Linked DNA regions of Homo sapiens: region 2 is linked to region 1. Evidence: read pairs that join two places in POLR2A ChIA-PET (ENCODE). Cell type or tissue: HepG2. All regions are shown on one strand. Links, peaks and the distances in the headings refer to the core of each region. The heading gives the core; the rest is flanking DNA. Region 1 has its middle 17 kb from the start of LINC01629. Region 2 overlaps SAMD15 (sterile alpha motif domain containing 15).

Evidence for each region. Peaks named below come from ENCODE experiments on the same cell type or tissue, not always from the same donor. Only the 100,000 strongest peaks of a DNase experiment are listed, where the experiment ranks them.
Region 2: POLR2A ChIA-PET joins it to region 1 with 10 read pairs; 2 of 35 experiments call an interaction of 5 or more read pairs at or near these places.

What each region holds. Positions count from the first base shown.
Region 1 is chr14:76,939,904-76,945,278 of GRCh38, reverse strand. No RefSeq gene overlaps it. Among named protein-coding and RNA genes, the nearest start is that of LINC01629, 17 kb to the left of the region's middle. RefSeq lists enhancers at 3,124-3,233, 4,840-5,340. In HepG2, for the core only: no CTCF peak of the experiment used is centred there; no DNase peak of the experiment used is centred there; H3K27me3 peaks cover 3 bases.
Region 2 is chr14:77,388,019-77,393,393 of GRCh38, reverse strand. It overlaps SAMD15 (sterile alpha motif domain containing 15), which reads right to left. Exons shown (of 3, transcript NM_001010860.4): 3 at 1,231-2,386. The coding sequence ends at 2,150. Among named protein-coding and RNA genes, the nearest start is that of SAMD15, 13 kb to the right of the region's middle. RefSeq lists a cis regulatory region at 3,032-3,045, an enhancer at 2,966-3,110 and a silencer at 2,912-3,112. In HepG2, for the core only: no CTCF peak of the experiment used is centred there; a DNase peak (open chromatin) is centred at 3,013.

The DNA of each region.
Region 1 (5,375 bases), core at 78-5,077:
ACACCCAGCTAATTTTTATATTTTTAGTAGAGACGGGGTTTCACTATATTGGCTAGGCTGGTCTCGAACTCCCGACCTCAGGTGATCCACCTGCCTCGGCCTCCCAAAGTGCTGGGATTACAGGCATGAGCCGCTGCACCCAGGTGGCTTTCACAAATTGATTGCAGTTCTATTTGGCTTTTACTCACTGTAGAGTTTCTTTCACAAGCCATGTGAGGGTGGAGTCCTTTCTCCTGCACCATAAAGCACATCTGTCTACCTGTGAGTGTGTGGGTTGCAGGTGCCCCTTGTTCTAAGTAAGCAGATACAGCAGATAGGTATTTAACCCAGAGAACCAGTTAGTGTTGACCTCGTGCTCTACAGAAGAAATCTCTGCAGCTTTCCTGCAAGGCTGTGAAGTGACAGCACGGCTCAGTGGACACAGAGCTTTACAGGGACACCACTACCTGTGTCATTTTTATGGGGGACTAGCTGGCCGAATGTACACTTTATCGGAATCCTGCCATCTACTCTTATCTTCCAACCTATAACATGCCTGCTACTTGGTGATGAAATGGGGGCTGGGGGCAGGGGCGAGGGGGCGGGCTGTGCACATCCAGGCCTGCCCTGTGTCCGTAATCCTCAGACTTTACCTGATGCCCTTTGTAACAGACTTCCTCACCCAAACTCCTCTCCCGAGACCAGTTTTAGTGTTTGCAGGACCCTTACTTACCACCATCTGTAATTGTTTTGTTGTTTACTTGTTTATGATGAAATGTTTATCGCTCACCTTTAAGGTTTTAGTCCCTAGAAAAGTTTCTGGCAATCAGGAGGACTCAGTTTTGTGTTTTTTGTTTTGTTTTGTTTTTGAGATGGAGTCTAGCTCTGTCACCCAGGCTGGAGTGCAGTGGTGCGATCTTGGCTCATTACAATCTCTGCCTCCCAGGTTCAAACAATTTCTCCTGGCTCAGCCTCTCGAGTGGCTGGGACTACAGGAGCGTGCCACCACACCCAACTAATTTTTGTATTTTTAGTAGAGATGGGGTTTCACCATGTTGGTCAGGCTGGTCTCAAACTCCTGACCTCAAGTGATCCACCTGCCTCGGCCTCCCAAAGTGCTGGAATTACAGGCGTGAACCACCGTGCCCAGCCCAAAAGGCTCAGTTTTTGATAGAGGAATTAACAAGTGAATGAGTGAATGGGCAAACTAGGAGAAGTGGCCAGTTTTTCTTACATGCACTCCTCCTCTGATTGGGTTCAGGAGGCCCTTAGGCAGTTTTCATGTCCATCTTTCTGTTTCCAAGGAGGACTGGATTCCAAATACCCCTGTAGGGGCCGGGTGCAGTGGCTCACACCTGTAATCCCAGTACTTTGGGAGGCCCAGGTGGGCAGATCACTTGATGTCAAGAGTTCAAGACCAGCCTGGACAACATGGTGAAACTCCTGTCTCTATTAAAAATACAAAAATTGGCTGGGTGTGGTGGCGTGCACCTGTAATTCCAGCTACTCTGGAGGCTGAAGCACAAGAATTGCTTGAACCCTGGAGGTGGAAGTCGCAGTAAGCTGAGATCAAGCCATTGTACTCCAGCCTGGGTGACTGAGTGAGACTCTGTCTCAAAAAAATAAAAATTAAAAAATGAATAACAAAAAACAAATACCCCTGTAGACTAGACAAGGGCAAAGCTGTTATTTATCACCCACAGATATTACTTGTGTCCCTATAAGTGCCAGACCCTCTGTGGGATGCAGCAAAGACAGCAGTGGGCAAGACAGCCAGGGTCCCTGTTCTCCTGCAGCTACCGTTTTAGTGTGGTAGACAGACAATATGTTGTAAGTGATACATACATATGAAAAAAGGCCTGTAACAGAGAGTTAAAAAGGCCATCTAATTGAGATAGGGCAGCCAGGGGAGGTCTTTCTGAGAAGGTGACATTCTAGCTGAGCCCTGAAGGTTGAGAAGGAACCAAACATGGGAAGAGCTAATGGGATGATGTTCCAGGGAGTGGGGCCAGAAAGTGCAAAGGCCCTGTGGCAGGAAACAGCTTGGGATGTTCCTGGAAGGCCAGAGGTCAGGAAAACGGGCAGAGTCCAGCGTGGAAGACCCATATAGCCCCTGGCGAGGAGTTTGGGTTTTACTCAAAGTGCACTGGACAATCATTGTAAGGGTTGCCTAGGAGAATTACATAATCGGACCATGCCCTGGCTTCTAGGAGCCAGTATTGGGTGGATTGGGGATGGGGTGGGAAGCAGGATACATCTCTGGAAGTACAGAGCAGTTGGAAGGTGGGAGGGAGGGGAGGTTTAGACAGGTTAGGATGGTGGCCATAAGGGTGGAGAAAAGTGGGTAGAAACGAGACCTGCATGGAGGTGGGGGTGGGTTGGAGCTGGGGAGGGAAGAGGATGAGTCTCCAGGACTTCTGGGTTTCTGGCTGGAGAAACCCAGCAAACCTGGTAAACAATGCAATGTCCAGCTGCTGTCAAAGAAGACCCGATGTTTGTTGGGCCTGTGAGAACTTTCCTGAGAGTCTTATAGATTGGGAAATAAAAGCTTCCACTCCTGCTAAATAAAGAGCCCCGTGTGAATCGCGCCCTAACCGTAGGTGTCTTTGAGGCACAGTGTCACAGGAGCAGAGCTTGGGCAGCAGTGATCATCAACCATTCAGCATGGTTTTGAATCATCTCATTCTTTCTGTGACTGTCCCCAATTCTAACATTTGAAAGCTGGTTGACTGAGAGAGCACTTTACCTTTGAAAGGCCTTCCCGCAGAAAGGGGAGCAGCTTTGTGGCCCCAGAGGGCAGAATCAGACAGTGAGAGGCATGGGGGTAGAGACTGCAGCTCAGCACCAACAGGAAGAGCTTGAGTAATGAGAGCTTTCTCATGGGATGAGCCTCCCATCGGTAGGTGTACTCAAGCAGAGGTGGACAGGATGCTGGGGTGTCTCCAACCTGGCAGCCAGTCAACCAGGAGACTCAATTCCTGTGGTTGTGAACACCCTTTTCATCTTGCTTCCCTGCATCTCAGGAGGATAACAGCTGCCTCCTATCCCCTGCACTAAAACCCCTCTGCTGGCTAAGGACAGCAGCTAAGTCACATCTAAGCCTGCCCTGCTTGTTCTGGGTTTAACAATCTCAGTGTTTCCTCCCACCCACCCGCTCGCCCATGGCCAAGAGAAGAACAAACCCCAGCGTAGGTGGAGAAGTGGGGGCCGGGGTGATGCTGTGCAGGCCTGTCCAAGGCCTCCTGGCTTTTCAGGAAAGGGTGTCCTCATGTCTGTGGGACTACCGAAGCCAGGCTTGGTTCCCTGAAACTCCTCCGCCCACAGGTCAGACTCCTGCAGGGACAATCAAGGGTGTCATGGGTGTGAGACGGGGACTTTCCTGGTCAAGCCTTCTGGACACCCCCCTCCCCTCATCCCAGCTGCACTCCCCAGAACAGCAGCAGCTGCCACTAGATAGGAAGGACCCCACCTCTGGTGTCCTTGGGGAAAGGGGCCTTGCATAGGCGGTGACACAAGCCACTTGGTCCCAGCTGCGGGTGAGGGGAGGGGCTAACACTTCCAGAAGACCCTGAACTCTGGCAGGCCTGATTGCTTTGCTCCAGGGCTGGTCTCAGCTGCTATCATGGATCCCTGGGAGCAGCTGGAGGGAAGAGAGATGGCATCCAGCGCCGATCGATCGTGGGAAGAAGCTGGCCCCTTTGGGAGGTAGCCCTGGGGCATGGCAGCACCACTCCTATCTAGGCTACCTCTGATGATTTTGGTTCTTTCTTTGCATTTCTGAGTCTAAGTTTTCATATCTGGAAAATGGGGATAGAACAATATCTACGTTCTGTGAGAATGGAGTGAAACGATGGACAAGACAAGCCTAGCACAGTTCTGGCACACCGTAGGTGCTGGATGAGTTTTCTCCTAGAATTTTCTTTTTTCTCCATACTCTCCCCTCTGTTACCGTCTGTAGAAGTGGAATTGCTTACCAGTGGTGGGGATGCTCTTGTAGGGAGAACGAGATCCTTCTGGTTCTGAAATATCCCTGCCTTTGCTGACAAGATTACAAGCCTGTATTGCTTTTTGCTTTTTTTTTTTTTTAATTGAGACAGAGTCTTACTCTGTCACCCAGGCTGGAGTGCAGTGGCTCACCGCAACCTCTGCCTCCTGGGTTCAAGCAATTCTCCCACCTCAGCCTCTAGAGTAGCTGGGATTACAGGCGCCCGCCACCACGCCCGGCTAATTGTGTGTGTGTGTGTGTGTGTGTGTGTGTGTGTGTGTGTGTGTGTGTGTGTGTGTGTGTTTAGTAAAGATGGGGTTTCACCATGTTGGCCAGGCTGGTCTTGAACTCCTGACCTCAAGTGATCTGCCCGCCTCAGCCTCCCAAAGTGCTGGAATTACAGGCGTGAGCCACCAGGCCCGGCTGTTTTTTTGTTTGTTTTTTAGAGACAGGGGTCTCACTTTGTCACCCAGGCTGGAGTGCAGTGGTGCAACCATAGCTCACTGCAGCCTCGATCTCCTGGGCCCAGGTGATCCTCTCACCTCAGCTTCCCAAGTAGCTGGGACCACAGGGGTGCGCCACCACACATTGCTAACTCATCATTTCTATTTTTATTTTTTGTAGAGCCAGGGTCTTGCTATGTTGCCTAGGCTGGTCTCAAACTCCTGGGCTCAAGCAGTCCTGTCTTGGCTTCCCAAAGTGTTGGGATTGCAGGCATGAGCCACTGCACGCGGCCCAAACTTGTATTTTGTTAACATAAATAAATGATAGAGAAGGCAGGCGAGAAGCGTAGCTGCCAGGCTGTGGGCCCACTGTAGCTGCCCACGCTTTCCAGTGGGTGCTGTGGAAGGGGAGGTCCTAGGTGGGGTGGGCTCCCTACCTCCCCTGACTGTGGCCCCGCAGCTGGGGAGGGATCTGGAAAGGGGATCATGGGCATGGTGATAGGAGACTGGTATTCCAGACTTCCCAGGTTGGGAGCCCAGTTGAGAGAGGAGGGGGGCTGGATGGGAGCCGGCCCTGGGGGAGATGGGGAGGGGCTAGGGGCCATTTGCTCTTCCAGCCAGCTGACCCTGTTATTTTTAGCCCTGGAATGCTCCTCCCAAGCCCCCTTCACTTCTATTTATCTTGCTTTGGAGTCTTGGTTCTTTCCCAGAAATTCCACATGAGGGGAGGCAGAGGGGATTGAGGGTGCCAGGAAGAATGGGACACACTGGCTGGGGCTGGGCTGAGGAAGAGGAGGAAGCTGCTCTCCTTCTCCCCACCCCAGCCCAGAGGCTGCCTTTTCCTCCTTTCTCCATTTTGGCTGGAAAATGGAAAAAACCTGGCTCAGAGAACACTCAGCTGTCACCAAGTTATCCTTCCTTCTTCTCAACCACCCAGATGAGACCTCCATTGTCCCCAGCCCAGGCCT
Region 2 (5,375 bases), core at 94-5,093, 450 kb before region 1:
CACTGCAACCTCCACCTCCCGGGTTCAAGTGATTATCCTGCCTCAGCCTTCCGAATAGCTGGGATTACAGGCGCACACCACCACACCTGGCTAATTTTTGTATTTTTAGTAGAGACAGAGTTTCATCACATTGGCCAGGCTGGTTTCAAACTCCTGACCTCAAGTGATCCACCTGCCTCGGCCTCCCAAAGTGCTGGGATTACAGGCATGATCCACTGCACCCGGCCTATAATTTCTTTTGAGAAGTGCAGTCATGGGTAGACTCTAGCCTAAATTTTGTATTATAAAGACCTGGAAAGTACCACATAAAAAAGCCTGTAAGCAAACCACAGAACCTATTTCATAGTGGTAAGCCATGTTTAGATATTTACATATTTAGATACACACATATCTAAAAAAATTTTTTTCTTTTAAATTTTTCCTGATGCCAAAAGGAAGAGAGAACTTCCCCACTTTTTTTTTTGCAAAACATTTCCTTTAGGCCAGGCGCAGTGGCTCACACCTGTAATCTCCCCACTTTGGGAGGCCGAGGCAGGCAGATCTCTTGAGGCCAAGAGTTTGAGACCAGCCTGGCCAACATGGTGAAACCCCGTCTCTACTAAAAATACAAAAAAAATTAGCTGGGAGTGGTAGCTTATGCCTGTAATCCCAGCTATTCAGGAGGCTGAGGCAGGAGAATCACTTGAACCCGGGAGGTGGAGGTTGCAGTGAGCTGAGATCACACCATTGCACTCCAGCCTGGGCAACAGAGTGAGACTCCATCTCAAAAAAATAAACAAAAAACCACCATTTCCTTTAAAGAACTTGTCACTGCAAATCCTTTTACTATGTCTTTGAGATGTATGTAAATCTTTTAAAAAGCTGAATATCTCTAGCCATTTTATACCTCAGGACAGTCTCTTTTTTGGAGGCCACGGAGACATCTCTTTGAAATGTGAGCACTGAGGAGGTTGGTACCTTGTCTCCCTGTCTCTGTGGGAGTTTAGCTTAGGTACCTGGCTCCAAGTAGTAACTTCTGTCTGTTGTCAAGATAGAAGTTTTATTTTTCCTTTGGACACAGATAATTAACATGTATGTCGTGTATTGTATCTGCTCTGCCATCTACAAGGGTGAGATTTGTCTTTGCAATCTCTTTAGCAGCTTGCCTGTGATGTGCATCACAGTTTAATGCTTATTCAAGAATAAAAATGTTTCTCTTCTGCATTTGTGGAAAGAATTATCTCTCCGGAGTTGGCAGGAGATTTTATTTTTAATTATATTTCCCCAACATGTTCCTATTACAAGGTGCATTACTAGAATTTTTCAGGAATTTTGTTTTGCTTTGTTTTGTTTGTTTGTTTTAGACAGAGTCTCACTCTGTCACCCAGGCTGGAGTCCAGTGGCACCATCTCAGCTCACTATAACCTCTGTTTCCTGGGTTCAAATGATTCTTCTGCCTCAGCCTCCTGAGTAGCTGGGACTACAGGCATGTGCCACCATGCCCAGCTAATTTTTGTATTTTTAGTAGAGACAGGGCTTCACCTTGTTGGCCAGGCTGGTCTTGAAATCCTGACCTTAGGTGATCTGCCCGCCTCAGCCACCCAAAGAGCTAGGATTACAGGTGTGAGCCACCTTGCCCGGCTCAGGAATTCTTATAATTACCCAGAAAGATAAGCGTGACTATCTTTGTTTTAACAAGGGGTTAAATTGCAAAAAGAAAGGGAGGGTACCATAAGTCAGAGACACAACTAGGAATGAAGCCAGCAGTTCTAACTGATCCTTAATGAAAAGGAGAAAAAGGGCCAGGTGCGGTAGGTCACGCTTGTAATCCCAGCACTTTGGGACGCCACGGCGGGCAGATCAACTGTTAGGAGTTTCAGACCAGCCTGGCCAACATGGTGAAACATCATATCTACTAAAAATACAAAAATTAGCTGGGCATGATGGCGGATGCCTGTAATCCCAGCTACTCGGGAGGCTGAGACAGGAGAATCGCAAGGTTGCAGTGAGCTGAGACTGTGCCATTGCACTCCAGCCTGGGCGACAGAGCAAGACTCTGTCTCAAAAAAATAAAAAAAAAAAAAAGGAGAAAAAGAAAACCAAAAAAGACCATACCTCTTCCCTCAAGTAATTTAGTTTGATCTTTCAAGCTCTGTGAAGTGGATTTCCCCTATGGTTCAGTGCAAGGTAATTCCTCATTCTCTTCAGGGGCAGTTATTTCTGGAGCATAATCCTGTAATCCTGCTGCTTTGACAAATTCAGATAAAGTCAAGGAATCAGATTTTATCCCAGTATGACCTTTTTGCTCTAAATATAAGCCGATAATATCCCTATAGGGAAGGCTGATGGAGCGTTTGAATAATGGCTCTTCAATTTCCAGGAGCTCCTGCGTATGCCGAGAAATTGCCTGAAACGCAAGGATAAATTTTTAATTAGACTAACCTGAAAACACAACCAAATCAAAGAAGGTTTATTTAGTTTTCTAAGCCTCTTGAATATTAACTCCTTATTTCTTTCTTTTTTTTGAGACGAAGTCTTGCTCTGTCGCCCAGGCTGGAGTGCAGTGGCGCGATCTTGGCTCACTGCCACCTCTGCCTCCTGGATTCAAGCAATTCTCCTGCCTCAGCCTCCTGAGTAGCTGGGATTACAGGCGCACACCACCACGCCTGGCTAATTTTTGTATTTTTAGTAGAGATGGGGTTTCACCATGTCGGCCAGGCTGGTCTCGAACTTTTGACTTCAGGTGATCCGCCCACCTTGGCCTCCCAAAGTGCTGGGATTGCAGGCGTGAGCCACTGCACCCTGCCAATTCCTTATTTCTATGGGGAAATAAAATAATGAAACAAATTCACAGGCTTACTAGCCTAACCTTACCAAAACCAATTTCTTAAATGTCATGATTATCCTTTTCAAAGTACCATTTAAGACATTTCTAGGCCCTTGCATCAGATGGCCATGGATGGGTTCATTTCTTTGTTTTTGCTGAGCAATCTGACCAAGCATAAGAGCAGATAATATGTTCAGATTAGGAGCCATGACTGTCTCTGGGAAGGTTATTAAATAACTTGTCTATATGGGGCTCAGTTAATGTGTAACTAAGAAAAAAAATTATAACTCAGGGCCGAGCATGGTGGCTCAAGCCTGTAATCCCAGCACTTTGGGAGGCAGAGGCGGGCAGATCACCGGAAGTCAGGAGTTCGAGAACAGTCTGGCCAACATGGTGAAACCCTGTCTCTACTAAAAATACAAAAATTAGCCAGGAGTGGTGGCAGACGCCTGTGATCCCAGCTACCCAGGAGACTGAGGCCGGAGAATCGCTTGAACCTGGGAGATGGAGGTTGCAGTGAGCCAAGATCATGCCATTGCACTCCAGCCTGGGCAACAAGAGCGAAACTCCATCAAAAAAAAAAAATCATAACAAATAGTTACCTCATTTATTTAACTAAAAAACTCAAACACTAAAAAGCAGACATTAAAGTTCGAGCTGTTTTATTAGTACTTATACTTGTGTATTCTAAAATATCTTTTGCCACAATTTTCAGCATCTGTAAAACAAAATTTGTATTCATTGAGCACCATGCCACTTGATATCCTAGCTTAAATTGTGATTGCTGGCCAGGCCGTGGCTCACGCCACGCCTGTAATCCCAGCACTTTGGGAGGCCAAGGCAGGCAGATCACGAGGTCAGGAGATCGAGACCATCCTCGCTAACATGGTGAAACCCCATCTCTACTAAAAATACAAAAATTAGCCAGGTGTGGTGGCATGCTCCTGTAATCCTAGCTACTTGGGAGGCTGAGGCAGGAGAATCACTTGAACCTGGGAGGCGGAGGCTGCAGTGAGCCGAGATCGCACCACTCTACTCCCGCCTAGGTGACAGAGAGAGACTCTGTCTCAAAAAAAAAAAAAAAAAAAAAATTGTGATTGCCTTTTCAAATTCTAGTTTTAATCCTAGGTCAGTTATAATACCACTGTTTGAATTCATATTCTGCCTCTGGATGAGACGACAGTCCATGGAATTGCTGCTAGAACACAGCCAAAGGGTATTTGGAATGGACTTTTTTGTTGTTTTTTTTTTAATTTAAAGCTACTGGTCAGAGTTATAAGACTGTAAAATTTGTGCCACAGACAATGCTAAACCTGATATAAAACTGCCCATTAGCAATGCCTTTTAGATAGGCAAGATGCCATGTTTCTCAGATCTTACTTGAACTGGTTTTGTTGACTCTAGAGATGATTTATGGGTATAGTTGCCTTGGCATTCCGAGTAAGGATTCTGTTTTTTTTTGTTTGTTTGTTTTTGTTTTTTGTTTTGTTTTGTTTTAGAGATGGGGTCTTGCTGTGTTACCCAGGCTGGAGTGCAGTGGATATGCAAAAGCACAATTATAGTGTACTATAGCCTTGAACAACTGGGTTCAAGCCATCCTCCTGCCTCAGCCTCCTGAGTTGTCCAGTGAGAATTCTAATTGAGATCTTTATCAGTTGGGGCTTCTAAGAACTGAGATCCAAGTTACTACAAAGGCCAGGTGAGGTGGCTTATGTCTCTGGGAGGCCGAGGCAGGTGGATCACCTGAGGTCAGGAGTTCGAGACCAACCTGGCCAACATGGCAAAATCCTGTCTCTACTAAAATTACAAAAATTAGCTGGACGTGGTGGTGCACGCCTGTAGTCCCAGCTACTCGGGAGGTTGAGGCAGGAGAGTCGCTTGAACCTGGGAGGCAGAGGTTCCAGTGAGCTGAGATCGCACCACTGCACTCCAACCTGGGTGATGCAGAGAGATTCCATCTCAAAAAACAAACAAACAAAAAAAACAAATTGCTACAGAAAAAAAAAAAGCCAGTCGTGAAGTTGCATGCCTGTAGTCCCAGCTACTTGGGAGGCTGAAGTAGGAGGATCTTTTGAGCCCAGGAGTTTGAGACTGCAGTGAGGAGCCATGATCATGCCACTGCACTGCGGCCTAGGTAACAGACCTGTCTCCAAAAGCAAACACACACACACACACACACACACACACACACACACACACACACACGAACAGGTGGCTTCTAAGACTTCTTGTTTGTGATGCATGCTTCTACGTGTGCACCTTGTTTGGTAGGCATCTCACCCTGATTCTCTTTTAGTATATGTGCTGCCAAAGCAAGTACCCTGATTCTCCTTTCCAATGCCCCGAATAGAAAAGGTTATTTCACAAATTCCCTAAGGTTCACAGATTGTATTCCCAGGAGGTACACTGCAGTCATATACACATTATTAACAAAAAGAGCTGTGTGCCCACTGTGGGCTGAGAGGGTTCACTACTGTTTTGCACAGTATTGTAATGCAGAAATTAAAAGTGTTCCCTACACATTCGTGTGTATTTATTTATCAAGACAGGAAGGTCTTGCTCTGTCATG